Regions from separate parts of the Homo sapiens genome. Here region 1 is linked to region 2. Evidence: chromatin loops called from intact Hi-C (ENCODE). Cell type or tissue: GM12878. All regions are shown on one strand. Each heading gives the region's core, and the rest is flanking DNA. Links, peaks and the distances in the headings are about the cores only.

What was found. A loop is a pair of places that touch in the nucleus more often than their neighbours do. Peaks named below come from ENCODE experiments on the same cell type or tissue, not always from the same donor. Only the 100,000 strongest peaks of a DNase experiment are listed, where the experiment ranks them.
Region 1: it touches region 2 in a loop (4-fold over the local background); 3 of 110 quality-filtered maps call a loop at or near these places.

The regions. Positions count from the first base shown.
Region 1 is chr2:34,672,003-34,688,522 of GRCh38, reverse strand. LINC01320 (long intergenic non-protein coding RNA 1320) reads right to left here and starts at 10,966. Exons shown (of 3, transcript NR_126404.1): 1 at 10,596-10,966. In GM12878, for the core only: no CTCF peak of the experiment used is centred there; a DNase peak (open chromatin) is centred at 11,092.
Region 2 is chr2:34,594,157-34,610,676 of GRCh38, reverse strand. It overlaps LOC105374459 (a long non-coding RNA gene), which reads left to right. Exons shown (of 6, transcript XR_001739398.2): 4 at 8,318-8,374; 5 at 11,010-11,384; 6 at 12,536-12,607. Among named protein-coding and RNA genes, the nearest start is that of LINC01320, 75 kb to the left of the region's middle. In GM12878, for the core only: no CTCF peak of the experiment used is centred there; DNase peaks (open chromatin) are centred at 8,231 and 8,877.

The sequences.
Region 1 (16,520 bases), core at 4,162-12,161, 78 kb before region 2:
TCCTGTGGAGAAATGACATTGATTATTCCTGGGTACATTTTAAGAAGGCTTAAAGATGTTCCTGAAACATCGTTCCTTTTCACTTTGTCTCACACATGAATAGAAGTGAAAGATGCTTTCATACAGCAAACCCTATGTGAGCAACAAAAATAATTGAATAAAAGTGGTTCAATAAAGATCACTACCTATATTGCTATAGTGCAACAAATACCTAATTAATGCCTACTATGTGCAAAATACTTAATATAATTAATATATAATTCCTGATAGCCTGAATTTTACTTTCCAGTAGAGAGGCAGGCATACACTTATATAACTATAATGAAAGGGGAACTATGAAAGACACCATAACAAAATCAAAATCATTCTGTTGACTGTCAAATGCTAGATCCCCAAATATCACCCAAATCACCTTCATCAAAATAACATATTTATAAGCAAAGCTGATTTTTCCACAATTGAGAGAGAACACTGCATCCACAGAGCTTTGGTAATGTCTTAAATTGGAAAAGACAAGATTAGAAATTATTAAGAATTGAAAGTTTGGCTTAGATGGGGGGACTTCCAATGGAAATTGGAGAGTGGGGGAAAAGATATGTGCTTAATTCAGATTGGGTAAGAATCATAATAATAATGGCTTAAGACAGGTGAAAAAAAGCAAGGAAAAAATTTTGAGGCAAGGAATTAATAGGAACTCAAGGTGAAAATTTTCTGCTGATGCTTTCCATTGAACAATTGGCGTTTTTGGGAAAGTTCCTGCAATGAGCAATTAAGCTACTTGCCTGGGAAAGGATATCCTAGAATAGTAGTCATGCTAATAAATGGCATAATAAAGTCATCCTAATATATAGTCCAGGCACTGGCAAACTGTGTCCAGGGGCTGAGTTCAGAAGCAACGAAAGCTTCTCACATTTTTCAACCTTTTCCAAGGTGGTTTTTTTTTTTTTTTTTTTTTTTAAGCAGAATATGTAACAGAGATTTTAGGTGGCCTACAAAGCCTACAATATTTACTTTCCGGTCCTTTACAGAAAATCTTTTGCTAAATACTGATATAGACAGTAAATTGGGTGACTGTGAGCACTCAGCCAGCAAGCATTTGATAGGTGTAGACAGTTCAGCTTCTCAGTACCCAAATAAGAGAGAGAGGAGACAGTCATTCCTACAGATAATGGTTGGTGAGAAATTTGGGTCTGTACAAAGGCAAACATGAGGAATGTAAAGATTTTTATCTTTTTTTGCAACCACTATATCAAGAAGCATATATTCATATCCTGATTTTTTTGTTTTTTTTTTTTTTTTTTTTTTTTGAGATGGCTTCTCGCTCTTTCACCAGGCTGGAATGCAGTGGCGCAATCTCGGCTCACTGCATGCCCCACTTCCCGGGTTCACGCCATTATCCTGCCTCAGCCTCCCAAGTAGCTGGGACTACAGGTGCCCGCCACCACGCCCATCTAATTTTTTTTGTATTTTTAGTAGAGACGGGGTTTCACCGTATTAGCTAGGATGGTCTTGATCTCCTGACCTCGTGATCCGCCCGCCTTGGCCTCCCAAAGTGCTGGGATTACAGGTGTGAGCCACCGCGCCCAGCTGGAACCCATTTTCGAAGACAACAAGTAATAGGAACAGAACAACTAAAGATATGAATTCCCGTAGAAAACCATTCATACATATGACACAGTTGGCAACGTCTATTTTTTTTTCCTTTTTATTGTTGAAAGACTGAATGCAAAGCAAACATTTTCCTTCATGGAATCTTTCTATGGCATTTTCTTCTCATGAATAAATATAAAACAAACTAGAATTTAATAGCCAAGTAGCCTGTTTGGAATCTATTAAAAGGATTAGACCCACTTGATACAATACAAATTGCTAATTAATGAAGTGATGCAAGTAAATCCTTAACAACATAAGCATAAAAAATTATTTTTTTGGCTTGAGTAGTAGATAACACATGAGTTTTTCATAGGTTCCAGTAAGACTATATATTATATATTCTTATTTCAAAATCATTCTGTTCTTTGAAGCTCTCCCAAAGTGAATACACTTGGCTGAGAACATTTCCATCCACAATTCACTTCTAGACCACACCAACATCACACTAATCCTAGGACTTTGAATTAATCTGTCAGAATATTCAAGTGCCATGTATGACTATTATAAACAGATAAAGCTAATATCCAGAAAAAGCTGAATATCATTTTTTAACATCTGTGATGGTTAATTTTATTCATTAACTTGACTGGACTAAGGGTGTCCAGATAATAGCTAAAACATTATTTCTAGGTGTGTCTGTGACAGTGTTTGTACAACAGATTAGCATTTGATTCAGTACACTGAGTAAAGAAAATCTGCCTTCACCAATGTGGTCAGGCATCATCCAATTCACTGCGCCCTAATAGAACAAAAAAGGGAGAGGAAGGGCAAATTCTCTCTTCTCGAGCTGGAACATGTATCTTTTTTTGTTCTCAAACATCCGAGACTCTGTTTCTCAGACTGGGAGTCATATCATCAGCTTCCCTGGCTCTCAGGCCTTCAGACTGAGATTGAATTACACCACCCACTCTCGTTCTCCAGCTCACTGATGGCAGACCATGGGCTTTCTCAGCCTCCATAATTTCTTGAGACAATACCCATAAAAAATCTCCTCTTGTATATTTATATATTGGTTCTCTTTTTCTAGAGAACACTAATACAAGATCCAATGATAAAGGTAATTGCTCCAGATGCTAGAAGCAAAATTTAAATAGAAGAAATGTGAGTTTTTCCATCAATGTTAAGAGGAAAACAGAAAGAGAGAGAGAGCCTTTAGTCATGTAGAATTAAGAGACTTAACCAAGTCTTTGGAATTAGAGTGTTCAGCACCACTAGAATGGAAATTTGAGACTCACATTTCTCATTTAAATAATTCTCTTGGAGACTTAGAATGTAGAATTTACACAAAAGATACCATCCAGTTTATTTCCATAAAAGATCTGAGTATCCTGTTTGAGGAAAATATTAGAGAAGACACAGACATTCTTACAATGACTAGGTCTATATGTTATAGACCATTAAGAGTTTAATTTGTTTTGTACTATTTGAAATGTAGCACCATGCTAGAATATTATTTTACTTATCAGATAGAGGGAAAGTAAAATAAAAAAGTCTTTATTTGATTGACTATTGGTTATAAATATCTGATAAATGAGATCAATTCGTAAATTGTTCATGTAACTGAGCCAGTTATCTTTGGGAATAACTCTTTTTTTCTGTGATAATTACAACTGGGGGAAAGAGAATAGTAATGAAAGACAACCCTAGTATGTGTGTTCTTTATATTTACTTATGGATGATCTTTAAAAAGCTCACTTATATGTTCCCCTAAATTTTGATTTATGATCTTTGTACAATGATTTGAGGACTACATGATGTTATAGATTAATTCAAATACTTTAGAGAGAGAAGAAAATGAGACTCAGAAAGGTCAAGTGTGTTTTTCAGATTCCTACATTAGGTCTCTTGGGCCTCTATTTCTCTCCTTTCTACCAAATCCTAACCACGATAAATGGTACAGGCTGAGCATCCAAAATCCAAAAATCTGAAATCCAAAATGCTCCAAAATATGAACATTTTTGACCCTCAAATAAAATGTTCGTTGGAGCCTCTCAGATTTCAGATTTTCAGATTTGGAATGCTCAACTGGTAAATGTAATGCAAATATCCCAGAATTAAAAAAAAATCAAAAATCCCAAATACTTCTGGTCCTAAGCCTTTTGAATAAGGGATACTCAGTCTGTATTTCTACTGTGTCATACTTCAGTAATTGGCCCAATAAGTTCAATAACGACCTTGCAATATTAGTGTCTTTACCTCAGCCAGAAATGAGTGGAAGGAACGTTATATGCAAACAGAAAAGGACACAGTTATTTTAATGTCCCTTCCTACCCTATCATTAGCCCTCTCTATCTTATCCCATTTATTGAGTTCATTAACCCTTAAAGAAACATACGAAACTTTAATGCCTGCACTTTTCTTAGTTTATGTATTATACTTCTATATCTCCATTTACATCGTGGTCCTGAATGCCATATTAATTATCTGGTTTACTCTTTCACCAGCCTCTTCAATTTCAAGTAAACTTCTGTACTTCTACTACACCCATTGAACCAACCAGAGGCAATTAGCATCCATTTTGAAGCAGCCAAAAATGTTGGTTCCTTCAAAATGGATGTTAAGTGACTTTGGAGAAAAATAGTATTATTCTATTATGTGGCTGGGTGACAATTTAGTGCTAGAAAGGCATTCAAGCTGCTGGACAATTATTTAATGTGTCTTTGGTAACCTCTTTCTTACACCCTTCAGTGACTGTCCCAATACTAATCACTGTCCTCATGCTGTCCCACAACCCAGCTCCTGCTCTCCCATTTGCAATAGAAAAATCTCATCACTCAAAGTACCAAATAGCACAGTATTGTAGCACTGTATTGCCGCCCTATCTTGCTTATCTTTCCTCACCATCTGATTGTAAATCATTTAGGAAGTAGCATTTCTTCTTTATCTTTGTATCTTCAATGGCTAGTATACAGGAAGATCCAGCATACATAGATGGGTATTGTTCATTGTTCTCTTTCTTTGCTCATTCTCTTCTTGCTGGAATTCCTTCCACCCTATCCTGTCTCTGTCTTCTTGCCATCCTTCCCACTTATTGCAGAATTACTTCTGAATTTGTTTGGTAATGTATTACACATCTATCTCCTCTCAGAAGGCTTCCTTGAATATTCTTACTCTGGGCTACCTGTGCTGACTATGCTCACAAAATGCCTTTCAATAACTCTGTTATCATTATTATATTGCCTCTATAATACATAGTTAAAAAAATCATGTAGCACAGAAAGTTACGAAATGAAAACTAAAATTTTCTCTTTCTCCAGTTCCTTGAAAGATAATGTCAGGATTAAATGGTTGACCTTTTCTCAAACCATGCCAATTACTCAAAATCATGGAGCAGTTGTTTGCTTTAAATTTGGATTACAACTTTCAATAACCTTTTTGTCTTATTGCGGATTTCAAGGGTTCAATTGCCTTTTTTTTGCTTGCTTATATAAGAAGCATATGTCTTTGGCTTAACTCTAAAATCATTCAAGTTCTCAACCAAAACATTTGTCAAAATGAAGCATCTGACTTCATGTTTCAATTAAAGCTAGTTATTCTCTAATGATGCACTAGAGTTCTCAATATGGCATTCCAAATTAAGTGCATTTTAAAAGTCTGTATATAGTTTTTTTAATTTTGTTTTCATTTTACTTTGGAGTATAACCTTACTCAGATTATGGATGGCTTGGCAAGAATATACAATTTTCTCTTTGTCTCACGGCCTCATTTTCTAATGCCAATCTGATTCCCGTTCACTTATCCATAAACTGGCATTTTTTTCCCCAATCACCTTTAAGACCATCTTTGTATCTTTAATGTTCTGAAATTTCATGAATGTGTTTAGAAATAGGACTTTTTCCATCATTCTAGGAACTTGTCAGGTTCTCCCAATTTGATATTTGTTGTTAAATGTTGTGAAATAATGTCAATTAGTTTTTTGACTAGTTTCTTGTCTCTATTTTTTCTGATCTTTCCAAAGTTCGCATTAGTCACATGATGGAATTCTAGCCTCTCTATCTCGATGTTTCTCTTTGATGTTTCTCTCAGAGTTTTCTCATTTTTTTTGACTTTTTTGCTCTATCTTTTGAGACTTTTTTTCTTTTATTTTCTAACACTTTTTTAATGGTTTTCTTTCCAGTAACATTTTCTAATTCTCTGATAATTTTTTAAAACATAAGCTTGATCTTGTTTTATTTACTGCAGAATGTTCTGGAATCTCTAAGGAAACTCAAAATACAATTTTCTGTTCCTTGAGTTCTGTTTTTTGGGGCATCTTTTTTTTTCTATTTGTTATCATTATGCTTCTCTACATTTGTTCTTCACTTCTTGAAAATTTCTGGTGCTATTTTGTTCTCAATTCATATCTGTGAATGAATATGTGTTAAATATTAGTTATTGACCTTGATCTCCTATGACTTTGTATAGGTGTCTTTGTTGCTCTGTGGAGAAAAACGTACTGAGTTTTATTTTATTTATTTATTTATTTATTTTTTTATTTTTATTTTTATTTTTTACATTTCTTTGAAAATTTTTCTTTTATTTTTCTTTTTTTTTTTTAATTATACTTTAAGTTTTAGGGTACATGTGCACATTGTGCAGGTTAGTTACATATGTATACATGTGCCATGCTGGTGCGCTGCACCCACTAACTGGAGATGGAGTTTCGCTCTTGTTGCCCAGACTGGAGTGCAGTGGCAGTGATCTCGGCTCAGTGCAACCTCTGTCTTCCAGTTTCAAGTGATTCTCCTGCCTCAGCCTTCCGAGTAGCTGGGATTACAGGTGCCCCACCACCACGCCTGGCTAATTTTTGTATTTTTAGTAGAGACGGGGTTTCACCATGTTGGCCAGGTTGGTCTTGAACTCCTGACCTCTTTATCTGTCTGCCTCAGCTTCCCAAAGTGCTGGGATTACAGGCGCAAGCCACTGCACCTGGCCAAAACTTACTGAGTTTTATATCAGAGTTAGAGGTATGTCAAGTGGAAGACTTCATTCTCACTTGCATGTGTGGAAAGAATACAGGTCTCCTACAACCACCAAACCTCCTGTCTTGTGCCAAGATAAGATGTTGACTCTGAGTCCTTGCCCACCGTAAATAAATTTTTCAACTTCTTTAAACAGCACATCTCTAGTCTTCATCTTGGTGTTAGATGCTCTAAAGGTGGAGGATGAAAGCATGTGGTAATCTGCTTTTGATATTATGAATAAAAGCATAAATGAATGACTCTGTTTTGTAGCCTACTCCTGGTCTCTGATCTTGAAGGCCCACTAAGGCTCTGGTGGGTGGGGGAAGAACAGTTTTTATTTCTACTAGAGTTTCCTCCTCTTTACATTTCTACTTTGCTACTAGAATCATCTGCTATTCTTTATACTCCAAATATTCATGCATGTTTGAAAGTCTTTAAGCCACTCATGAAACTTCTCTCATTATGAGAGCAGTAATTAATTCACATCTTTTTATACAACTTAGGTGTCATTTCACAAAATCTGGAGTGAGAAGTGAAAGAAATATATGGACTTAGCCACCTTGAACAGTAGTACAACCAACACACATTCTTAGCAATATCCATTTATCAAAGTTGCAGTTAGTAAGAGTTGGGACTCTTACTGATGAAGATTAGATATTTGCTGCCTTACTTATGATGCATGGTTAACGAGCTCTGTAATTTCCTACTTGAAATGCATTCACCTTTTTGTCAACAGTAAACAGGTTGTGGCAATAGGAATACCTATATATGTAAATGTTCATGTAAATGTCTTTCTGCACTAAATAGTTGAAAATCCGTAAGTATATAAATCACGTCTTAATCTTTAACTTGATAGCAGCTGCTCCCCAAATGTTTGTTCAACTGACCTGTAAAAATTACTATTTAGTTTTTACAGAAAAGAGGAACAGGCCTAGGTCCAATGAATGAAAGTTACAGAAAGACATATAAGGGTAGATTATCTAACAATTAAGCACTTCAGCAATGAAACAATCCATCTCAGAGACAGTGAGTTCTTGGTCAACAGAATGTTCAAGTAGAGATTTGAAGACCACCTGTAAGGCAACATCTTTCATTGGTAGAAAGGTTTGTTCAAAGAAACTATAGCTATATTTTAACTCTGAGATTTTAATGTCCATTCAACTGTTGCCCGCAGCTGAGAAAAAGCTATGCCACAAAATGCAAGCAAAACAATTGAGTCAAGTAGCTAGCCAATGTGCATACTTCTCAGGCTGCAAAAGCCATCTGGTTATCAAAATCTCTTCTCTGGTGTCTCACAGGAGATGCAGCTTCTCCATGGTAAATATACTTTATAATGAGTACAATCTTATCTGTCCACTAAAGTTTTGCTTGCTTTAAATATAGTTTCTTTTAATATTATCCTAATTTATTCAACACTGTTGCTAATTTTCCAAGCCAGAGAGAATAAATTTGAAATATAACAATTATTAATAAAGTGATGTTAATTATAAGCAAAAATGATTACAATTTCTTGAGCAGTAGCATTTCTTTCATTACAAAGGGGTTCAAAGCAGCTTAGAAGAATTACAAACTGTATGTCTGATCTTCAGTTTCATAGATCTCTTCATTCATTCATCTACTTTTATACAGGTCTTGTATAACGATAAGATAACTTTCTAAGCCTAAGAAGTGGAAAATTATATTGTGTTAATTATTATAATACTAAAAATATCTCTACAGTGTCTTCTCTGTACTAGTGTTGATTAGTGTTCATAAACTTAAGTACCTACAGGGTGCTAGCAGCTAAAGTGAATGAGTGTTTTAGGTTGCTATTAAAAAATAAACTTTTTTTTTTTTTGGTGAAGTAGACTATCCTTTGCAACAGCCTAGTTTCATTTTTATTCATAACCCAGCCCAAACAAATGGTTTCGGTGTTTTGTCTTTCCAACAACCTAGTGGGGGGATTGGGGAGAGATGGGATATTTAATGGGTACAAAAATAGAAAGGGGCCGGGCGCAGTGGCCTGGTTCACACCTGTAATCCCAGCACTTTGGGAGGCCGAGGCGGGCGGATCGCAAGGTCAGGAGATCAAGACCATCCTGGCTAACACGGTGAATCCCTGTCTCCACTAAAAATACAAAAAATTAGCTGGGCGTGGTGGCAGGTGCCTGTAGTCCCAGCTACTCGGGAGGCTGAGGCAGGAGAATGGTGTGAACCTGGGAGGCGGAGCTTGCAGTGCGCTGAGATTGCACCACTGCACTCCAGCCTGGGCAGCAGAGCGAGACTTCATCTCAAATAAATAAATAAATAAATAAATAAAAATTAAAAAATTGGATAAATAAGGCTTACTGTTGCATAGCACAACGGGGTGATTATAGTCAGTAATAACATGTACATTTTAAAGTAACTTAAAGAATATAATTTGATGGTTTGCAATTCAATGGATACATGCTTGAGGGGACAGATACCCAGATACCCCCTCATTCATGATGTACTTATTTCACATTACATGCCTGTAATTTTTTAAAATAAGTATTTGTTTCCTCTTTAGTACTATTCTAGGTAAACGCAACAGTCTAAGCTTGCTCATTCAAACTGTATCATAGTGGGGAATAGTGGGTCAGTGGTAGATTGGAGAGTAGAAGCCTTGTGTGTGTTACTGTTATTTTAAAATTCATTGTAAAATATTGCAGATATACTAGAAGATATAAACTATACCGAAGTAAATATCTATGTACCCATCATTCAGTTTTAGAAGTAAAACATTGCAAAGGCTGTTGGAGATTCCTGAATACCTAACCTTTTCTTCTTATGCACCCTACCTACCTGTTCTCAGACATATTCATTATATTGATTTGCTTCTTAGTAGTTTCATGCACTTCTGCAAGTAATTATTATATAATTGTGTATCTTTAAAATCAAATATAATTGCTTTTCATATGTTAAAATTAACGTACATGATGTACTATATGTATTCATTTATCAATGGTTTTTCCATTCAAAAGTATGTCTGCAAGATTCATCCATATTGATACCAGTAACAGATCCATTTCTATTTGTTGCTGTATAATATTCCATTGTATGAACATATCAACACTTATTTACCGATATAATTACATTTATTGTTTATTCTTTGTGTATATTGATGAAGATAGACTTTACTACTCTGAGTTCATACAGATATTCCTGTATTCATTTTTAATTTGCTAGAATTTATTTTTGTATGTAGTTTAGAGGAAGAATCTAATTTCATTTTTTTCATAAGGCTAACTAAAACAAAATGCCATTTATGAGTTAATATTTTGCTCATTGATGTGTGATACCAGCACTTATATGTGTCAGGTTTCCCTTGCTCTACTTGCCTATGCCTGTGTCAATATCACAGTATTTTAGCTATAATAAAGATATAGTAGATCTTAATAGCTGGTATGGCATACATACCCATACCTACCCATCTCATTTATCAAAAATAATTTGATTCTTCATTACTTATTTCTCTTCTACATATATTTTAGAATAAATATAATTTTTGGCAAAATATTATGTTATTGGCAGTGCATTAACTTTATGAATACATTTAGAAACAACATCTTTACTAGATTTAGCACTTTCAGTCTATGAACATGGAAAATTTACTTCTTTATGCCATTTAAAACATGATTATAAAACTTTTTATTTTCTTTTAGTGATTTTGGAAAGATTATGTTGCTGTTGTGTATGATCCCTTTTATCTAAGCATCCATATTTACTGGAATAAAGTATCAAAATATTTAGTAATTTTATTTAGATAAGTATCCTGTCCATATTTTCTTGTTTAGAACAAAAGTGCCAATGCAGGCACGTCGTGGGTGATCAGGCCACACTTCCACTCAGATGGAGTGGGGCAAGTTCCAAAGACTAGTCTTACCAAGTCAAGTCAAGTCAAAACCAGAACAAAAGTGCCAATACAGGCACACCGTGGGTGATCAGGCCACGCTTCCACTCAGATGGAGTAGGGCAAGTTCCAAAGACGAGTCTTACCAAGTTTCAGATGTCCGGACTCCAAGTGCCAGTTCCTTCCCGGTGTTCAGCCACTGTGTTAATCCTCCACAGGGGCCTGCTACGTGCTGTTCTGGTGAGGCGTTCCACCCAGGCAATTTTCTACCCAGGAGTGCTCTTTGGATCACGTCACTCAGGCTGGCCAGAGTCCCCTGCAGGGATGCTCCACAGGGCAGGCCTAAGCTGCCTAAGGGGCTACCTCGGCCATCCCTCAGTTACCTCGATTCCCGGTCAGGGGACCAAGAAATGTAGAAGGACGAGCCGCAGACAAAACCTCTCAGACACCAAGTTGTAGAAGGAAGGGCTTTATTCAGCTGGGAGGATCGGCAAGCTGCTGCCTTAAAATCCGAGCACCCCAAGTGCACAATTTCTGTCCCTTTTAAGAGCTCACAACACTAAGGATTTCACATGAAAGGGTTGTGATTGATTTCAGCAAGCAAGGAATACGTGACAGGGGCTGCATGCACCAGTGGTCAGAGAGAAACAGAACAGGGCAGGGAGTTTCACAGTGTTCTTCTATACAATGTCCGGAATCTACGAATAACATTGGTTTCTAGGTTATGAGTTGATTTTTAACTACTGGGTTTAGGCCAGGCAGGCCCAGGCCTGGTTTTGGGCCTGGCACTGGGCTGCCTGTCTTTGATTTCACTTCCTTGTTTTTTTCTTAAAACAGGTACTGAGTATAATACAATATGAGAGGATCTCTCTCTTCTCTCACTATGGTATTTTTTTTAAAATGTGTACTCTTTACTTGCAGGGTACAGGTTTCATATATGTGCATTAAAGCAGACTTTTGTTATGTTGTTCTAATGTTCTCTTTTTTTTTCATTTTTGTCTATTTGATTTATCACTTACAAAAACACGCATGCTAAAAACTTCCAGTCTGACAGGGGATTTGTGAGTTTTATCCTATGATTTTTATCCAATTTGCTTTATATATTTTTTCTTTTTTAAAAAATTATTTCTAATTTTTATGGGTACATAGTGGGTGCATATATTTATGGGGTACATGAGTTATATTAAGGATACAAGCATACAGCGAGTAATAATCACATCAGGGAAAGTGGAGTATACATCACTTCAAACATTTATCATTTATCTGTGTTACAAACTTTCTAATTATACCCTCAATTATGTAAAAATGTGCAAAAGATTAATTTTTCCTGTAGTCACCCTGTAGTGCTATCAAATACTAGATCATGTTCATTCTATGTTTTTGTACCCATTAACTATCCCCACTTGCCCACCCACCTCAATCCCTACTACCCTTCCTAGCCTCTGAGAAACATCATTCTACTGTCTCCATGAGTTCAATTTTTCATCTGTAACTCCCCCAAATGATTGAGAATATGCAATGTTTGTCTTTCTGTGCCCGGCTTATCTCACTTAACATAATGACCTCAGGTACCATCCATGTTGCTGCAAATGACAGGATCTCATTCTTTTTTATGGCTGAGTTTTACTCCATTGTGTATATGTACCACATTTTCTTTATCCATTCTTCTGTTAACAGACACTTAGGTTACTTAAAATGTCTAGAATAGCCAATTTTGGCTATTCTGAATAGTGCTGCAATAAACACAGGAGTGCAGATATCTCTTTGATCAACTGATTTCCTTTCTTTTGGTTATATAACTAGCAGTGGGATTGTTGAACCATATGGTAGCTCTAGTTTTAGTTTTGGAGGAACCTCAAAAGTGTTCTCAATAGTGGTAGTACTAATTTGCATTCCCACCAACACTGGAGAAATGTACCCTTTTATCCACATCCTCACCAGTATTTTTTATTGCCTGTCTTTTCAATAAGAGCCATTTTAATTGGGGTAAGATAATATCTCTCGTAATTTTGAGTTACATTTGTATGATGACCAGTAATGTTGAGCACTTTTTCAGATACCTGTTTGCTATTTGTATATCTTATTTTGAGAAATGTCTATTTCAATTTTTACCCACTTAAAAATCAGATTATTAGATTTTTTTCCTATTGAATTATTTGAGTTCCTTATATATTCTGGCTATTAATCTCTTGTCAGAGGAATAGTTTGCAAATATGTTCCCCTATTCCGTGGGTTGTCTCTTCACTTTGTTGATTGTTTCCTTTGTTGTGCAGAAAGGTTTTAACTTCATGTAATAGCATTTGTTGGCTGGGCACTGTGACTCACTCCTGTAATCCCAGCACTTTGGGAGGCCAAGGCGGGTGGATCACCTGAGGTCAGGAGCTTGAGACCAGCCTGGCCAACATGGTGAGACCCCATCTCTACTAAAAATACAAAAATTAGCTGGGCGTGATGGTGGGTGCCTGTAATCCTAGCTACTCAGGAGGCTGAGAGAATCGCTTGAACCCAAGAGGCAGAGGTTGCAGTGAGCCGAGATCGTGTCATTGTACTCCAGCCTGGGTGACAAGAGCGAAACTTCATGCCCTACCAAAAAAAAAAAAAAAAAAAAAAAAAAAAGCATTAGTTAATTTTTGCTTTGGTTGCCTGTGCTTGTGGTGTAATATTCAAGAAACCTTTGCCAACTGCAGTGTTTTGATGAGTTTCTTCAATTACTTCTTTTAGAAGTTTCATAGGCTGAATTATTAGATTTAAGTCTTTAATCCATTTTGTTGTGATTTTTGTCTATGGCAAGCAACAGAAGTGCAGTGTCATTCTTCTGCATATGGATACCCAGTTTCCCCAGCACCAACTATTGAGGACTGTGTTTTCTCCAATGTATGTTCTTGGCACCATTGTCGAAAATAAGTTCACTGTAGATGGGTAGATTTATTTCTGTATTGTCTATTCAGTTCCATTGGTCTGTGTGTCTGTTTATGCCAGTACCATGCTGTTTGGTTTAGCTCTGTAGTATAATTTGAAGTGAGATAATATGATTTCTCCAGTTTTGTTCTTTTTGCTCAGGATTGCTTTGCCTATTCTGGGTCTTTTGTGGTTCCATATAAATTTTAAGATTATTTTTTCTGTTTCTGTGAAGAATGCCATTGATATTGTGATAGGGATTTGATTTCATATCCTGCATTGAATCTGTAGATTGATTTGGGTAGTATGGGAATTTTAACAATATTGATTCTTCCAATCCACAAACGTGGAATATCCTTTCAGTTTGTGGTGTTCTCTTCAATTCCTTGCATCAATGTTTCATAGTTTTCATCGTAGAGGTTTATAACTTTTTTGGTTGAAGTTTATTTTTACATATTTATTGTATTCACAACTACTGTAAATAGGCTTACTTGATTTCTTTTCCAGATTGTTCACTGTTGTCATACAGATATGTTACTGAATTTTTATATTGATATTGTATCGTGCAACTTTACTAAATTTATTTGTTCTGATAGTTTTCTGGTGGAGTCTTTAGGTTTTTCCAAATATATGATCATATCATCTGCAAAAAAAAGGATAATTTCACTTCTTCCTTTCCAATTTGGATCCCTTTTTTTTCTTTCTCTTGTCTAGATAGGACTTACAGTACTATGTTGAGTAACAGTGAAGAAAGTAGGCATCTATGTCTTTTTCCAGATCTTAAAAGAAAGGCTTTCAGTTTTTTGCCATTTAGAATGATACTATCTGTGAGTCTGATGTATACAGCTTTTACTGTGTTGAGATATGCTCCTTCTAAATCCATTTTTGAAGGTTATCATCATGAAGTGTTATTGAATTTTACCAAATGTTTTTTCAGCATCAACTGTAATGATCACATGGTTTTTGTCCTTCATTCTGTTGATGTGATGTATCATATTGAGAGATTTGCATGCATTGAACCATCCTTATATCCCTGGGATAAATCCCACTTTGTCATGATGGATGATCTTTTAAAGGTGTTGTTGAATTCAGTTTCCTAGTATTTTCTTGGCAATTTTTGCATTAGTATTCATCAGAGATACTGGTTTTTAGTTTTCTTGTTTCAGTGTGTCATTATCTCACTTTTGTATCAGAGTAATACTAGCCTCATAGAATGAGTTTAGAAGGATTCCCTCCTCTATCTTTTGGAAAAGTTTGGGTAGGATTGATATTGGTTCTTTAAATATTTGGTAAAATTCAGCAGGGAAGCCATAGGGTCCCAGGCTTTTCTTTGCTGGGAGACATTTTTCTTTTTTTGAGACAGAGTCTCACCCTGTTGCCTAGGCTAGAGTGCAGTGGCATGATCTTGGCTCACTGCAGCCTCTGCCTCCACCTCCTGGGTTCAAGTGATTCTCCTGCCTCAGCCTCCTGAGTAGCTGGGATTACAGGTGTGAGCCACCAGGACTTGTTAATTTTTTAATTTTTTATTTCTGTTTTTAATTTTTTTGAGACCAAGTCTCACTCTGTGGCCTAGGCTGGAGGGCAGTGGTACAACCTCAGCTCACTGTAACTTCCGCCCCCTGGGTTTTAAGCGATTCTCCTGCCTCAGCCTCCCAAATTTTTTTATTTTTAGTAGAGACAGGGTTTCGCCATTTGGGCCAGGCTGGTCTTAAACTCCTGGCCTCAAATGATCCACCTACCTCGACCTCCGAAAGTTCTGGGATTACAGCCATGAGCCACTGAGTCCTGCTGCTGGCATACTTTTTATTGTCTTTGACCTTATTACCTTTTATTAGTCAATTCAGGTTCTTTGATTCTTCATGATTCAATCTTGTTGAGTTTTATGTATCTAGGAATTTATCCATTTCTTATAGGTTTTCCAGTATCAGTTGCAATGTCTTCTTTTTTCATCTCTGATCTTACGTGGGTTTTTCTTTTTCTCTTAGTCAAGTTAAAGATCTTTTTTATTTTGAATTGTTTTCTTCATTCAATTTTATTTATTTCTGCTCGATCTTTATTATTTCTTTTCTTCTACTAATTTTGGGTTTGTTTCGCTCTTGCTTTTCTAGTTTTTTAAGATTAAACTTTAGGTTATTTATTTGAAATTTTTCTACTTGTTTGATATAGGTGATTATTGCTATAAACTTTCCTCTTAGTACTGCCTTTGCAGTATTTCATAATTTTTGGTATGTTGGGTTTCCATTTTCATTTGTTTCAATATTATTTTTAAATTTCCTTCTTAATTTCTTCATTGACCCACTGGTCATTCAGGAGAATGTTGTTTAATTTCCATATGTTTGTGTAGTTTCCAAAGTTCCTCTTGATATTGATTCCTAGTTCTATTTCATTGTGGTCAGATAATATACTTGATACAATTTCTATTTTTTTGAATTTTTAAGACTTGTTTTGTGGCCTAACATACTGTCTGTCCTTGAGAATGTTCCATGCACTGAGGAAAGGAATGTGTATTTTGCAGCCATTGGATGAAATCTTCTGTAAATATCTATGAAGTCCATTTGGTCTGTGCTGCAGATTAAGTCCAGTGTCTTAAATATGACATGCCACTCTCTCCTGGCAGGTAAAATTTCCACTAAAAAGTCTGCTGCCAGGTGTATTGGAGCTCTTTTGCATGTATGGAAGCTCACTTGCTCCTTTGTTTCTTTTCTCTTGCTGCTTTTAGGGTCCTTTCTTTATTCTTGCCCTTTGGGAGTTTGATTATTAAATGTCTTGAGGTAGTCTTACTGGGGTTAAATCTGGTTGGTTTTCTATGACCTTCTTGTACTTGAGTATTGGTATTTTCCTCTAGGTTTCAAAAGTTCTCTCTTACTATCTTATTGAATTAAATTTCTACCCTAGTCTCATTCTGTATGACTTCTTTACAGCCAATAACTCTTAGATTTGACTTGCTGAGGCAATTTTCTAGGTCTTGTAGGCATGTTTTATTTTTTTAAACTGTTTCTTAAATTTTCTCCTCTCTAACTATATATTTTCAAATAGCCTGTCTTCAAGCTCATTAATTCTTCTGTTTGGTCAGTTCTGCTGTTGAGAGGCTCTGATGCATTCTCCAGCTCTAGAATTTCTTCTTGGTTTTGTTAAACTATTAAAAACTCCATTAAATTTATCTAATAAGTTTC
Region 2 (16,520 bases), core at 3,880-11,879:
AAAAAGAATTAAAGAAAAGGCCGGGTGCCGTGGCTCACGCCTGTAATCCCAGCACTTTGGGAGGCCGAGGCGGGTGGATCACAAGGTCAGGAGATCGAGACCATCCTGGCTAACACAGTGAAACCCTGTCTCTACAAAAAATACAAAAAATTAGCCAGGAGTGGTGGTGGGTGCTGTAGTTCCAGCTGCTCGGGAGGCTGAGGCAAGAGAATGGCGTGAACCCAGAAGGCGGAGCTTGCAGTGAGCTGAGATCACACCACTGCACTCCAGCCTGGGCAATAGGGCGACACTCCATCTCAAAAAAAAAAAAAAAAAAGAATTAAAGAAAAAAGTATGCCTACAAAATCTAGAAAATATAAAATTTATTGGCCTTAAAGAGGTGGCAGTGAGAGAAGTATACAAGTAGAAAGTTTATTCAAAGTGATAATAGATAACTTCCTAATCCTGGACAAAGATACCAATATTCAAGTACAAGAAAGTTGTAGAATATCAAGCAGATTTAACCCAAAAAGGACTACCTGGAGGAATTTAATAATCAAACTTCCAATTATCAAAGGTAAACAAAGGATCCTAACAGCAGCAAGAGAAGAGAAACAAATAACATATAATAGAGTTCCAACACCTCTTGCAGCAGACTTTTCAGTGGAAACCTTACCAGCCAGAAGAGAGTGGAACTACATATATTTCAAGAAATAAAGGAAAAAAAAGTTACCCTAGAATAGTATATCTGGCAAAAGTATCCTTCAAACATGACAAAGAAATAAAGATTTTTGCAGACAAACAAAAACTGAGGGATTTCATCCACATCATGCCTGTCCTGCAAGAAATTCCAAAGGCTGTGCTTCAATCAGAAAGAAAAGGATGTTACCAATAACCAATAAGTAATCACCTGAAGGAACAAGACTCACCAGTAATAGTAAGAATGCAGAAGAACACAGAATATGATAACCCTGTAACTATGGTGTGTAAATTACTCTTATTCTAAGTAGAAAGACTAAATGATGAACCAATCAAAAATAATAACTACATCGGCTTTACAAGGCATAGTCAATACAAAAAGATATAAATAGAAACAAACAGAAAGTAAAAAAGTGAGGGGATGAAATTAAAGCATACAGTTTTTATCACTTTTCTTCTTATCTGTTTGTTTATGCAACCTATCAAAGCCTATGGGATATAGGAAAAGCAGCACTAAGAGGGAAGTACATAGCTATAAATGCCCTACATGGTTTGGCCGTGTCCCCAACCCAAATCTCATCTTGAATTATAGATCCTGTAATTCCTGTGTGTCACAGGAGGGACCCAGTGAGAGGTAATCGAATCATGGGGATGGGTCTTTCCCATGCTGTTCTTGTGATAGTGAATAAGTCTCATGATATCTGATGATTTCCCCTGCACATGCACTCATGTCTGCTGCCATATAAGACATAACTTTGCTCCTCATTTGCCTTCCACCATGATTGTGAGGCCTCCCCAGCCAGTTGGGATCATGAGTCAATTAAACCTTGGGTATGTCTTGGGTATGTCTTTATTAGTAGCATGAGAACAGACTAATACCTGCCCACATCGAAAAGGAGGAGAAACTCAATTAAACAATCCAATGATGCATTTTAAAGAACTAGAAGAGCAACAGCAAACCAAATCCCAAATTACCATATGAAAAGAAATAATAAAGATAATAGCAGAAATAAATAAAATTGAAATGAAAAAACAATACAAAAGACCAAAAGAACAAAAAGTTGGTTTTTTGAAAAGATAAACAAAATTGACAACCCTTAAGTTAGACCACAAAAAAAAAAAAAAAGGGACCAGACCCAAAGAAATAAATCAGAGAGAAAAAAAAAGGATATATTACAACTGATAGCACAGAAATGCAAAGGATTATTAGTGGTTACTCTGAGCAACTACATTCCAAAAAATTAGAAAATCTAAAAGAAATGAGAAAAAATCCTATATGAATACAACCTACCAAGATTGAACCATGAACAAATCCAAAACCTAAACAGATCAGTAACAAGTAACAAGATCTAAGCTATAATAAAAAGTCTCCCAGCAAAGAAAAGCCTGAGACCCAATGGCTTCCCTACTGAATTCCACCAAACATTTAAAGAAAAACTACTACCAATCCTATTTAAACTATTCCAAAGAATAGAAGACGGAATACTTCCAAATTCATTTTACAAGACCAGTATTACTCTGATACCAAACCCAGACAAAGACACATCAAAAAAAGAAAGCTACAGGTCAATACATTTAACGAATATTGATGCAAAAATCCTTAACAAAACACTAGCAAACTGAATTCAATACTAAATTAGAAAGATCATTTATCATGACCAAGCAGGATTTGTCCCTGAGATGCAAGGATGGTTCAACATAAACATATTAATAAATAAGATACATCATATCAACAGAATGATAGACAAAAACCATATGATCATTTCAATTAATGTTGAAAAAGCATTTCATAAAATTCAACATTCATTTATAATAAAAAAATTCTCAAAAAAACGGTGTAGAAGGAACATACCTCAACATGATAAAAACCATATATGACAGACTCATACCCAGTATCATACCAAATGTGGGAAAATTGAAAGGCTTTCCTCTAAAATCTGGAGCATGACAATGATGCCCACTTTCACCCATTATTCAACATAGTACTGAAAGTCCTAGCTATAGCAATCAGACAAGAGAAAGAAGTAAATAATATCCAAACTGGAAAGGAAGAAGTCAAATTATTCTTGTTTGCAGATGACATGACATATTTGAAAAAGTCTAAAGACTCTACAAAAAAAAAAACTATTATAACTGATAAACCAATTCCGTAAAGTCACAGGATTACAAAATCCACACACAAAAATGAGTAGTATTTCTATATGCCAACAATGAACAATCTGAAAAAGAAATGAAAATGTAATCTCACTTACAATAGCCACAAATAAAATTAAATACCTAAATGGATAGAACTGGAGACTGCGATTTGAAGTGAAATAAGCCAAGGACAGAAAAACAAACATAGCACGTCCTTACTTATTTGTGGGTCTAAAAATCAAAACAATTGAACTCATGGAAATAGATAGTAGAAGGATGATTACCAGAGGCTGGGAAGGATAATGGGGTTGGGGGAGAAGTGGGGATGGTTAATGGGTACAAAAGAATAAATAAAAAGATGTATAAGACCTACTATTTCATAGCACAATAGGGTGACCATAGTCAATAATAATTTAGTTCTGCATTGTAAAACAACTAAAAGAGTAGAGTATAATTGGATTGTTTGTAACACAAAGGATAAATGCTTGTGGGGACAGCTACCCCATTCTCCATGATGTGATTATTACACATTGCATCCTTGTATCAAAACATCTCATGTACCCCATAAATATATGTACAAAAATAAAAAATACTATAAGGGGCGTGTTTCTACCAGCATTTATGTAATGCAATAGAACACAATAAAATAGGATAGACTAAAACATACATTATCACAGTATATCACAATTTTTAATAGTAAATATTGTTTGGGAAATCTTTTATACTATTCACACTGTTTATGTGTACATATGTGCATGCATACATGCTCATGTATGCACCCGTGTGTGTGTGTGAACGTGTGTTCTCCATATTGTTGTACATGCTCCTTGCAGTGATGTAGGATTAATTTCTTAGTCTAGATCAATAGATAAGAAGGGAAGCAATTATTCTTCTAGATGCCACTGTCACTTCTACGCTGCTTCATTTAAATCTTTGGTTAAAATCCCTGCTGGACATAATGGCTCATGTCTGTGGTCCCAAAAATTTTTAGGAGCCCAAGGCAGGAATATCACTTGAGGCCAGGACTTCAAGACCAGACTGTGCAATATAGTGAGACCCCCATCTCTCCAAAAAACAAAACATTAATCCCCTCCTTTATCCCAGCCCACGTAATTGCCTACTATTTTTCTGACACTTTGCCCATATTCATCAAGAACTATAGTATGTCATCATCTTGGTTCACACTGCAAATCCAGCATTTATTCTGGGAACATCTAACAAACTGTTCCTTGACATCTGCACCTTCTATGATTTCACCCACCAGGATTATCCAGCCATTTCCACTGTCCACTGTCATATGTTTGTTATTTCAGCGGAGGTAAAACTACCTTTACCCTCTTAGGGCTCCCAGGCTGGGCCTGAGAATTTGACATAAAATAAATTAATAGGAGTAAAGCATAATGATTTAATGTAAATTTTATGTGACACAAGATCCCTCATAAGAAAATGAATACCTGAAGAAGTAAAGACCCAAATTTTTTTTTTTTTTTTTTTTTTTTTTGGAGTTGGAGTCTCGCTCTGTCACCAGGCTGGAGTGCGGTGGCAGTCTCGGCTCACTGCAACCTCTGCCTCCTGGGTTCAAGTGATTCTCCTGCCTCAGCCTCCCAAGTAGCTGGGACTACAGGTGCCCACCACCACACCCAGCTAATTTTTGTATTTTTAGTAGAGATGGGGTTTCACCATGTTGGCCAGGATGTTCTCGATCTCTTGACCTTATTATCCACCTGCCTCAGTCTCCCAAAGTGCTGGGATTACAGACATCAGCCACTGCGCCTGGCCCAGTGTTTTTATATTAGGTTGAACAAAGAGAAGCAACTGTGGTCAATCTCTCATTTTTTGAGCTCTTGTTTTTCTCATTATACATACTGTGAGACTATGATCCCTAGACTGCTTTGATTTCCTCTCTTCTTGAAGTCTCTTACTGTCCCTCAAACTTCTCTTCCTTTTTTAGCCAGCCTAGACTTCATGGCCTTCACCTCCATTTACCTTTTGCCAGTACTGCATATACCCTCAACCCTTCTGTCCTTCTGCCCCACTTTTCTGAAAATGCCTGAACACTTTTCCATTTCCACTGTGCCTGAACTGGTAAATGTTGCTAAACTAACTCACAAGATCATAACTTTGCTGACTGGAATCACTAAAATTATAGTGTATACCATCTGTGCAGTGACCTTAAAATTGAATTTGTAATCCTGTCACTGATATAGAGACCTCTACTCTTGGAACAATTTCGGTTGATTGGTAGCGGCTACCTGAATGTACTGTATATGGGGGAGGGTTGTGAAAGTACAGTTGGGCTCAGCTGGAAAAATTGCTGAGATTGAGTAATGATGTCTATCATGTGTGAAGAAAGACAATTGTGGCCTTTTATCATATAATTCCCTTTTTACATTAACAGTGACCCCAAAGTTGCATTTCAAACCTATAATCCTAGTCTTAAACTCATTCTGTTAGGATAAAGACTATTCTTTTTAAGACAGAAAATGTCAGCTTGAGCTCTATCAATTTCCTACTTAGTGACTCAATTTCTTTAAAACAGATACATATATTATCTGCTTAATGGGGAAAAGAGCTTCCCTACCTCTACTTCTGAAAATTGTACACCTACCTCTGTCCTCAGCCCCATCTCCTCCTGCCTCTTAAGGAAAATTTCCTTTTGAAATAATCCCTAATTTACTATATTTTTTATTTCATTGTTTTATTTTCTGCATCAGATAAACATGTTCAAATTTACCACATCTTCTTAAAATGCTTCACTCACTTGTATTACCCTCATTGCCATGGTAACTTTCTCTTAAAAGTCTAGGAAACTCCCACCACTTAATTGATATATCTCAGTTAGTCATCAGTTTCAAATTTGTCAAAGTCAAGCAATCTCTTCAGTTCTCATCATCCTTGGCAGAGCTCAGAAATATGACAAAGGGGGCCATGCATTGCTTTCCTGAGATGTGCTCCTTCCCAGACTGCTCCTATTCCATTGTCTTGCATGTTTTCTTCTCACACCTCTGGTCACTCACTTGCAACATATTTTCAGGATTTCCTTTTCTGCCTTTATACCATAAGTATTAGAATAATTAAGATTCCAATGGGTTCTATTCTCAGTCTTTCTTTTAAATCAAAATGGTAATTATAGATTTTTTCAGCTATATTCCTGGAATCCAAAATGTATATCCCCAGCCCATATAGTTCTTTACCTTAGAGCTCTGATGCAGGACAGGCAAGCCCCAAGACTGGGGCATAGCTCAAGAGGGTTCTTGACTTTGCCCAGGAAAGAATTCAAAGGCTAACTGGTGGTGTTAAGTAGCAACTTTACTGAAGTGGCAGTGTACAGCAGCAGCAGAGGTACCACTCCTTGCGGATCAGGGGCTACCCCATAGGCAGTGTGCCCAGAGTAGCAGTCCAGCAGTCATATTTACACACACTTCTAATTATATGCAAATTAGGGGTGGTTTATGCAGAAAAAGGGGTGTTAACTTCCAGGCTGTCTAGTCATTGCCATGAAAAGGGACAGTAACTTCATAGTGTTGCCATGGCAATGGTAAGCTGACATGGAACACTGATGGGCATGTCTTACCGGGAGATGCTTCTGCCCAGGACCTATTTTAGCTAGTACTCAATTTAGGCTGGTACCCAAGCCATGCCTGTGGAGTCCGGTCCTGCCTCCTATCTCGGCTCAGACTCATAAACACAATAGCATACTATATAGTTCTATTCATTTGAATAGTATAGAATTTATTTTATGTGACTCGTGAGCCAAACATGCCTATTTAATTTGGTTCAGTCCAAAATGTAGCATCTTCTTAAGTGCTATCTCCTCTGAAACTCATCTTTAACCTCCTCCGCTTCTGCCCAGGACCTATTTTAGCTAGTACTCAATTTAGGCTGGTACCCAAGCCATGCCTGTGGAGTCCGGTCCTGCCTCCTATCTCGGCTCAGACTCATAAACACAATAGCATACTATATAGTTCTATTCATTTGAATAGTATAGAATTTATTTTATGTGACTCGTGAGCCAAACATGCCTATTTAATTTGGTTCAGTCCAAAATGTAGCATCTTCTTAAGTGCTATCTCCTCTGAAACTCATCTTTAACCTCCTCCATCAGATTTGGGCTGCCTTTAACAAATCTTCCTCCTGGAGTTTTTACCTCACTCTATTGTAACAATTGTAATATTTTAATGTACTTATTTCATTGTTTCTTAACCCCCTAGTGCAACAGCTGTATGAATAATAAATGCTTGAAATCTCTCTTGGCATATACCGGATAATTAATGAATATAAGTTAAAGAACAAATGAATTATTCTAAAGCATAAAGTAGATAAAAACTAATCGGGCTGGAATGTTACTTATTTTCTGTCATCTTTCAATATTACATCATCTGCCCCGAGCCAAGTGCCTATGTTTTCCAAATTCTAGGTGTGAATAATTTTATATAGTATTGTATTGTTTGTGATTTATGAGATTTTAAGTTTTTCATTGGAGGGTGTAAGAAGTATAATTATGGATTTATTGTCCAGTAAAGGACAGACAAAAAGACAAAACACATAGAGTACTACTTATGGGTACTTAGAAACTTTTTTTTTCTTTTTTTTTTGTAGTTGGGATTACAAGCACGTGCCACCATACCCGGCTAATTTTTGTATTTTTAGTGGAGACAGGGTTTCACCATTTTGGTCAGGCTGGCCTCAAGTGATCTGCCCTCCTCAGACTCCCTAAGTGCTGGGATTACAGGCGTGAGGCACAGCACCTGGCCAAAAATTATTTCTAAAGATACTTTGAGCATAAAGTGAGATAATTCATGTTTAATCACATAGTACATGTAGACACGTTATGTAATGCTTTTTTTTCTTTGAGACTGAGTCTTGCTCTATTGCCCAGGCTGGAGGGCAGTGGCGTGATCTTAGCTCACTGCAACTTTCATTCCCGGGTTGAAGCGATTCTCGTGCGTCAGCCTCCCGAGTAGCTGGGATTACAGGCGCCCGCAACCACGCCTGGCTAATTTTTCTATTTTTAGTAGAGACGGGGTTTCACCATATTGGCCAGGCTGGTCTCCAACTCCTGACCTCAAGTGATCTGCCCACCTCGGCCTCCCAAAGTACTGGGATTACAGGCATGAGCCACCATGTCCAGCCCATGTAATGCATATTAACAATGGTAATGTAGGATTATGAAAGTGGGCAGAAATTTGTTTCATGGAAAGGTATTTAGTTATATATTTTTTGCTTTTAAAATGGGTATTTCAGTGCAAAACTCTGACAGAAATAGGCAAATCAGTGACTAGTTCACAACTCCCTAGATTTAAAAGGGAGCTCTCTGCTCGAAATACAGGTCAGCCTCAGGACTCAGCATTGCCTTAATGAAGGCAGCCTGTCTGTGGTGTGCAATTTGAGATGTCTGGGTGCTACAAAACTGGCTGAAAGCAGAAGTGATTCTTTCTGAATAAACAATGTAGTTTGCTCATATGTATCACAGAACACGATGTTATTACTTGTGTTTCCACAGTGATTTGTTGGTTTTCCAGTGCAAGAGTGATCCCTCCTTCGTTTTTACCAAAAAGAGGTAAGAGAAATAAAGATGGCTTCTGCTCTGTAGACAAACAGTATTGATTGTTCAATAATCCAGTAAGATGAGGAAGTATTAGATGGAAATCATAATAACTCCATGATAATCTCTGGGAACAAAAATCAATAAAAAGGGAATGGTTTTATAAGAGACATACAACATTATTATTCTAATACCTCAGGTCATAAAGCTGAGATATTTGAGTGTGACATGACATATTAGCTAAAATGACTAGGAAACTATGGCAGCCAAAATGATCACAAATCATTTCTGATAGAGCATTTCTCATCCTCTCCTTGTCCCTTCCCACTCACACACAATAATTAGCTCCAGCTACATTTCCTCTCCATTGTTCCATTTGTTACTATTCCTGAACTTTGTTTTCAACTCTGGGCTTTTAAGCTTTCTGTTCTTCTGCCTGGACCACTCTTCAATCAGGTCTTTCAATAACCCATTCTTCCTCATCAGTCAGGTTTCTGCTCAAAACCCGTTTCCTGTGAGAGAAGCACTTGTTAAACCACTATGTCTAAAAAAAATAATCTACAGTTTACCCTGTGCCAGTCAACATCGAGTCTCTGTTACCTTCTCTGCACCTGTTTCAAAACCTGTACTCTGTAATTGTTTCTATGTTTATTCTGTCTCTTACCTCAGTAGAACATGAGTTCTATTATCATGTGTACTGTCTTCCCCAGATTCTAGAACTCCATGTGAAATATAATCAATGCAAAATATTTGTTGAATGGACAGATGAACATCTTTTAATACCTATTTATTTTTAGAATATGTGACTGTCATTTTCCCCATCAGTTACAAACTTCTTCATGGTCAGGCTAGGCAATGTCCCCTCCCCTTGTCCCTCTTCCCCACAGAAAGCTGGGCAATCCAGCTCACTCCTTTAGATCCTCTCCATTTTTGATTCCTTGAACATGTATTAACTCTTTTTTTTTTTTTTTCTGAGACGGAGTCTCGCTCTATTGCCCAGGCTGGAGTGCAGTGGCACGATCTCAGCTCACTGCAAGCTCCGCCTCCCAGGTTCACGCCATTCTCCTGCCTCAGCCTCCCAAGTAGCTGGGACTACAGGCGCCCGCCACCACACCCGGCTAATTTTTGTATTTTTAGTAGAGACGGGGTTTCACCATGTTAGCCAGGATGATCTTGACCTCGTGATCCGCCTGCCTTGGCCTCCCAAAGTGCTGAGATTACAGGTGTATTCTCAGCACCCGGCCGTATTAACTTTTTGTGGGGGAAGAGCCTGGCTATTTAGAAGTGTCTGTTGTTTTTGTTTGTCAATCAGTGGGAAACCTGATTCTATCGGAATAATAAGACAGATGTAAGACATTATTTGTTTGTTTCTACTTCCTATGTGCCGTTCAAGGAGTAAGGTTACTATATAAAGGTAATCTTCCCAAGAACATAAAACATACTATATCAGGAAAAGATTCTTTGTTCTTTACCTGGGTATAACAACCGGGAGAAAGAAGAAAAGCAAGTAAGTGTTTTTCAGCCTTTGGGGAGGCATGGTATTCAATTGATTGGTTCTTATAGTTTAGTTATTGCTTCATTAACTATAGTAGACAAATTATTGTGGATTCAAAGCTAAAGACAGACAATACCTTTTATTCCATAAGGGAAAATCTAGTTATACGTTAAAGAGTCTATGTGAGTAATACTGTTATGAAATGTAGAAGAGGACTATTAAATTACCTCAGTAAAGTATTAGTAATAGACAGATGACTTTTTAGGTCAGTAACATTTTTTCCCCATTTTTCTGGAGAATAATTATTTATTCGTTAGGTACCTTTGGTAACTATTTAAGCACTACTTTCTATTTCAATTTTATATTTGCTATATTCTCCATTCCTGTCTCATATAAAATGATTTTTAAAACAAAAATTTGTCATCTACTGCTTGAGTGTATTGGTGGGTTCAAGATTAAAACTTGGAGGTTACCTATGTATACCTGAGAACTCAACAGCTAAATTATGGCTTGTTAGAAAACTTGTTAGCATTTTAAACAATTTTCCCAAGTATAAATTCAGAGAAAATCAATTTACTTTCTCTTTTTTAATCTAAGGCTCAGGTTGTAATTTTGTAGTACCCAGTATCTCTCTGAAGTCTATGGTATATTATTCCACTTCTTTCCTAACTATGCATTTCATACCTACCCTTTGGAGTTGATCTTGAAAGAAAATTAATGGGCTCCTTATTCAGTATTGCAGTGTTTCAGGTAGCAAATGCATGACAGCTACTTAACCAACCCCTGAGTAGCCAACCAGTGAGTATGGCGTTAATGATTTTGGAGAAAGTTAACTAAGTGCATCTATCACTTTGTCATGTGTGGTAAAAGAATACATCAATCAAAGGTTAAGAGGGAACTGTCTTTGCTTCAGTCTGTGGGTACTACTAAAATCTGTTACAAAAATCAATAGAACAGGTATGGTAAGCTGCATTTATGCTGATTAAATAAAACAAATGGAAAAACAGAAGGTAGGAGGCTGGTAATATAGCTCCTAGAATAAAGCAGAGGTCAGTTTCCTGATATAGGAACCATCCTTATGAGCTTGATATTCCGGAGAAGTATTTCCACTGTCAGTGTCTTATAAAGGTTGAACCAGTAACCTTGTTTTCACAGGGCTATTTAACTGGATACCAGGAGAAGCAAATTGCTGATCCAGTCATGGATGTTTTACCCCATTATTTAGTTCCACTCTACATGGAATTTATTTGGAAGATTCTCAATGCACTTGCATTCAAACATAAAGACCTAATGACTCTCATTGCAGCAGTATTCCTCTTGTATTGTTATTTTCTTAACTTCGGATTTCCTCCATTTCTGCACTTTTTGCCATCTGGAATTTCATTTGCAAGGGCAGATAAGGGGAAAAGAATGTAATAAGAGACGAGGAAAAATATAAGCCCTTGCTGAATGATTGATATGAATGAAGGAACTGATGGAATAAATAACAAAAATAAAAAGATCCAGGACTACTCTCAGTCTCTGAAGCAGGTATGAAAATTGTAAGAACAAGGGAAGACTATAATTTTGGAATATAGCTGTGAGTTAATAAAAGCTAATGATAAAGAAAATAAGTTACCTTTCTTCACAGAAGGACAAAATGATGATTCAGTTACAGGAGAACAAGAATTGAGGCCCACCTCCAAATAATTACCAAGTAAATACAAAATTCCAGGTGGGCATGGTGGCTCATGCCTGTAATCCCAGCACTTTGGGAGGCTGAGACGGGTGGATCACCTGAGGTCAGGAGTGTAAGACCAGCTTGGCTCAAATGACGAAACCCTGTCTTTACTAAAAATAAAAAAATTAGCAAGGCATGGTGGCACACACCTGTAATCCCAGCTACTCGGGTGGCTGAGGCATGAGAATCACTTGAACCTAGGAGGCAGAGGTTACAGTGAGCCAAGATAGTATCACTGCACTCCAGCCTGGGCAACAGAGCAAAACTGTCTAAAAAATACTTGAAGATATATATATATTCAAATATATATATCTGAGAAAAAGTGATTGATAGGTATTCCCTCACGCACACCTAATAAAGTGCATATCAATACAACATTTCTGGAAAACAATTTTGTAAGATTTTTAAAAAGCCTTAAATTTCTTAATATCCTTTGACTCAAGAATTCTCATTCAAGAAATCTATCTGAAGTAAATATAGTGAAATTAAGGAAGAGAACAGGAAACACACTTAATCAGTCTTACTTATAATCATCAAAATGTTGAAACAACTTAAATTTGCAACAGTAGAGAAATCTTTTGATGAATTATGGTACATCCATTCAAATGTATTCTTGGAGAATAAGACATAGAAAATGATTCATTATTAAATGTTAGGCTAATAAAATAAACACTGTACAAAATTCCATGTATATTATAATTACCATTTATATGTGTGTGCATGTCTGTATATTTGCTTAGTCATATTTATGAGATAGAAGCCTCTGGTTTTCATTTGTTAAAGGAATTCTGAAAAATAATTTCATTGTTGACTGAAATGGAAATTATTAGAGAAAGCATACTGTGATGCTGTGAAAAGAGGTTTGGAACTTCAACAAACTAAATTTAATTTGTTTCTTTTCATGGCAGAAATACTTAGGACTTATTGAATTTTCTATGTGTGTTCCCTCCCTTTTGGTTAGGTGGGAGCCCTGGCGGTAGCTATGGGTCCAGTTCAAAGGATTATGAAATGCACTGCTTTCACATCAAAAAGGTAAGCACCTGTTTGTGTCTCTGCCATCTTCCTCTTCCTCTGCCAATGTGTCCTTGGAGGCTGTGTGTTCCAGGTAGTATCATCATAAGATGGGAGGGTAGTCCAAAATACACGGGGCTGGAACATAAGTGAGAATTAAACTTGCTGTTTTAAGCCAGCAAGATTTCAGGGATGTTCCATGCCTACGGCATATCCTACCCTATCCTGATTACTACAGTGCACATTACCCAATAGCTCTGTGAACTTGAGACAGTTATTTAATTTTTCTAAACCTCTATTCCCTCACTTGTATATCGAGCCATGAGGCTGCTGACATATCTCATAGGACTGCTTTCAGAAGGTAGTAAAAAAACATAGAAAATGATTGTACAATAGTTCTGGTTGAGTGTAAATTTCCTTCAGGCAAAATAATCAAATCTCATTTTTCTTACCTACTTCTTACAGTATTTTACTCCTTCATACATATGACCCTTTAGAATAGAGAACAATCACTATATGTTCAATAATCTGTTAAAAATTTGCTGAGAGTATTTAAAAATATATAAAATAAAGCCTCAGATTTGGGAGCAGGTTAATATAAGGAAAAACAAGAAAAGGAAGACAGAGATAAAGATGAAGTAAAACCTGTGTGATCTCTAAAAGTAGAGTTTCGTCAGCCACATAAAATAAAAGATAAAATCTCACATTGTTTCAAGATTGGCTTAAAAATAACCATTACATATTTAAAATGAGTTAGAGCCATGCTTTTGTATTTGTCAGAATAAATCAACTCATAACATGCTATGTATAGAAAATAACACAGAAAGCTTTTTAAAAAATTTCAAGAAAAAAATGTATGTGGAGGGTGCGGTAGTAGCAGTGGGAATTAGCAAATTTACAGAAAACAACAAAGAGAAGAACAATAACAAATAGCAACCACCACTGTAGCCACAGAAGTCATTACCACACTCTTGCATGCTGGCCCAAATCGTTTTAATAGTAGACTTTTCTCTGGGGTTATAAGCTCCATTAACAGAAGCTACGATATAACTTTGAAACTATCTGTATTACCTTCAGTAAGTTATTTTCTTCCCCTGAACCCCACTACATAAAGCAGCAAACCCCTGGTTGGTTAAGCAAGCACTAAAATTTTGGAAATGTAATAAATGCATCTGTAAGATTTCCAAGATTCCAACAATAATCCCAAAGGGAAAATATACTGAGCCAATCATTTTGGTACTGCATCACAAGGCACTGAATAGAAAAGTCAGTAAAAGCATCCGAGCACAGAGAAGCAAGCTGTAGTCAATATCAGATTTTGAAGTGGACTGTCAGATAAAAAATCAGCTAGATTTACTGAAATTTACTTCCTAATATCTGGAGTTTAGATTGCATGGAATTCAGCGCATACATCCAGTCTTATTTAAATTTCTTTTTCCTTTATCCTCTCTTTAACCTTCTTCATCCACTATAATAAGCTATTGGTATTATAGCCATTTCAAGAAAAATAGTCCAGTCTGAGTTATAATTGGTCACTTCATATCAAAAACTTATTGTAGAAATGAAATTCAGTATCACCCAATTCACACAGTGACATCTAGTCAGGCTTAAATAAAATCACTTATTTGACAGGGGGAAAAAGAAGAAAGAATAACCAGTGTTTGCTGTTGACTTTATATTCCTCCACAATTCTCATCTGAAAATTACAAAGCTTCTCAATATATATCCATAAATATTGGCTAGTTAAGCCCTGTTATGTATAGAAAGTACTGCTATCTGAATCAGAGAGCCCAGCCCTTCCACCAGCATAGGACAGTGATAGGTCACAGCCATTGGAAGAAGATAGGCCTTTACATTGAAGCTTTGCTTTGATCCCTTAAGCAAATCCCTTAGCGCTTGTGAAATGGGGATGATTTTGCCTTTGACTCCTGTGAGGCACATCTCATGAGACACAGTTAATACAAATAACCTAGAATAATTATTATCAGGAGATGTGAAACCTTTTCTCTTAGTCATATTCCTCTCAGTGTAGAATGTTATTTCTGTAGAGGGTAGCTTTTCCTGCCCCTCAAATTTCCATGTTACTTCAGATCTTCAGTTTGTAAATTAGAGATCTAATTCAAGTAGAAACACATTTCTTTTTATTCCTTCAGGTGTTCTGATATTTATTTAAAACTCATGAATGAAAACAAAAATATTCTGGACGTGCAAACATGTAAAAATATGTACAGTACCTCCCCACAAGGAGTTTATACTCTTATGAGGTAACAAGCCAAAAACACAGAGAACAGCTGAGAAAGTAACATAAAATAAGTCCATTCTGAAGGAACGACTAAGGGGAATCCAAAGGAGCTGGAATCAGCTGTGAAGATCATCTTTCTGGGGATAGTCAATCTCGAGAGCTTAGGAAAGTGACTGATAGAAGAGAAAGTGCATGTCTCTCTCTTGAGGAGCAATTCTTTGCATAGCTGTACTGCATTTCTTTTTTCTATAAATTATGGAGTAGGAATAGTTAATTTTACCCATCTCTGGGACTTCTCTAGGTACAAAGAAAAAATACTGTGTTGTACTCCAAATACCTCCAATTGCCCCCTACCCCATGAATTAAAATACTAAACATTAAAGCAGAAATTAAATGTGAAGAGTATAAAGTATACTCTTTCAAAAATCTCAGAACTGTCTAATAGGAAAAGTTAGAACAAAAAATATGGCTGCAGATGAGAGGCTTAAAAATAAAAAAGCTGAGAAAACAGCCAGAAAATAGACAAAATGTGTTCACAAAAAATTGAGCCATAAATAATGAAATGACATACAACAAGGTGTCAAAGGAAAAATGCAGAAACAACATAACTTGAATATTTTTTTTTCTTGCTTGCTTTTTTTTTTTTATTATACTTTAAGTTTTAGGGTACATGTGCACATTGTGCAGGTTAGTTACATATGTATACATGTGCCATGCTGGTGCACTGCACCCACTAACTCGTCATCTAGCATTAGGTATATCTCCCAATGCTATCCCTCCCCCCTCCCCCCACCCCACAACAGTCCCCGGAGTGTGATATTCCCCTTCCTGTGTCCATGTGATCTCTTTGTTTAATTCCCACCTATGAGTGAGAATATGCGGTGTTTGGTTTTTTGTTCTTGCGATAGTTTACTGAGAATGATGATTTCCAATTTCATCCATGTCCCTACAAAGGACATGAACTCATCATTTTTTATGGCTGCGTAGTATTCCATGGTGTATATGTGCCACATTTTCTTAATCCAGTCTATCATTGTTGGACATTTGGGTTGGTTCCAAGTCTTTGCTATTGTGAATAATGCCGCAATAAACATACGTGTGCATGTGTCTTTATAGCAGCATGATTTACAATGAACTCCAACAAATTTACAAGAAAAAAACAACCCCATCAAAAAGTGGGCGAAGGACATGAACAGACACTTCTCAAAAGAAGACATTTATGCAGCCAAAAAAACACATGAAAAAATGCTCATCATCACTGGCCATCAGAGAAATGCAAATCAAAACCACAATGAGATACCATCTCACGCCAGTTAGAATGGCGATCATTAAAAAGTCAGGAAACAACAGGTGCTGGAGAGGATGTGGAGAAATAGGAACACTTTTACACTGTTGGTGGGACTGTAAACTAGTTCAACCATTGTGGAAGTCAGTGTGGCGATTCCTCAGGGATCTAGAACTAGAAATACCATTTGACCCAGCCATCCCATTACTGGGTATATATCCAAAGGACTATAAATCATAACTTGAATATTTTAACTACAGTGAAATCTTTGGAAAATTTAACCAACAGGAAAACATTCCTGGAAATTAGCATTTCTGAATCTGAAAACCTTGAGCCACGGTTAGGCTCTCCATAGAAAAAAGTTACTGTGGTTATGCAGGTTTGAGAATCTGTGCTTTCTTGATTGAA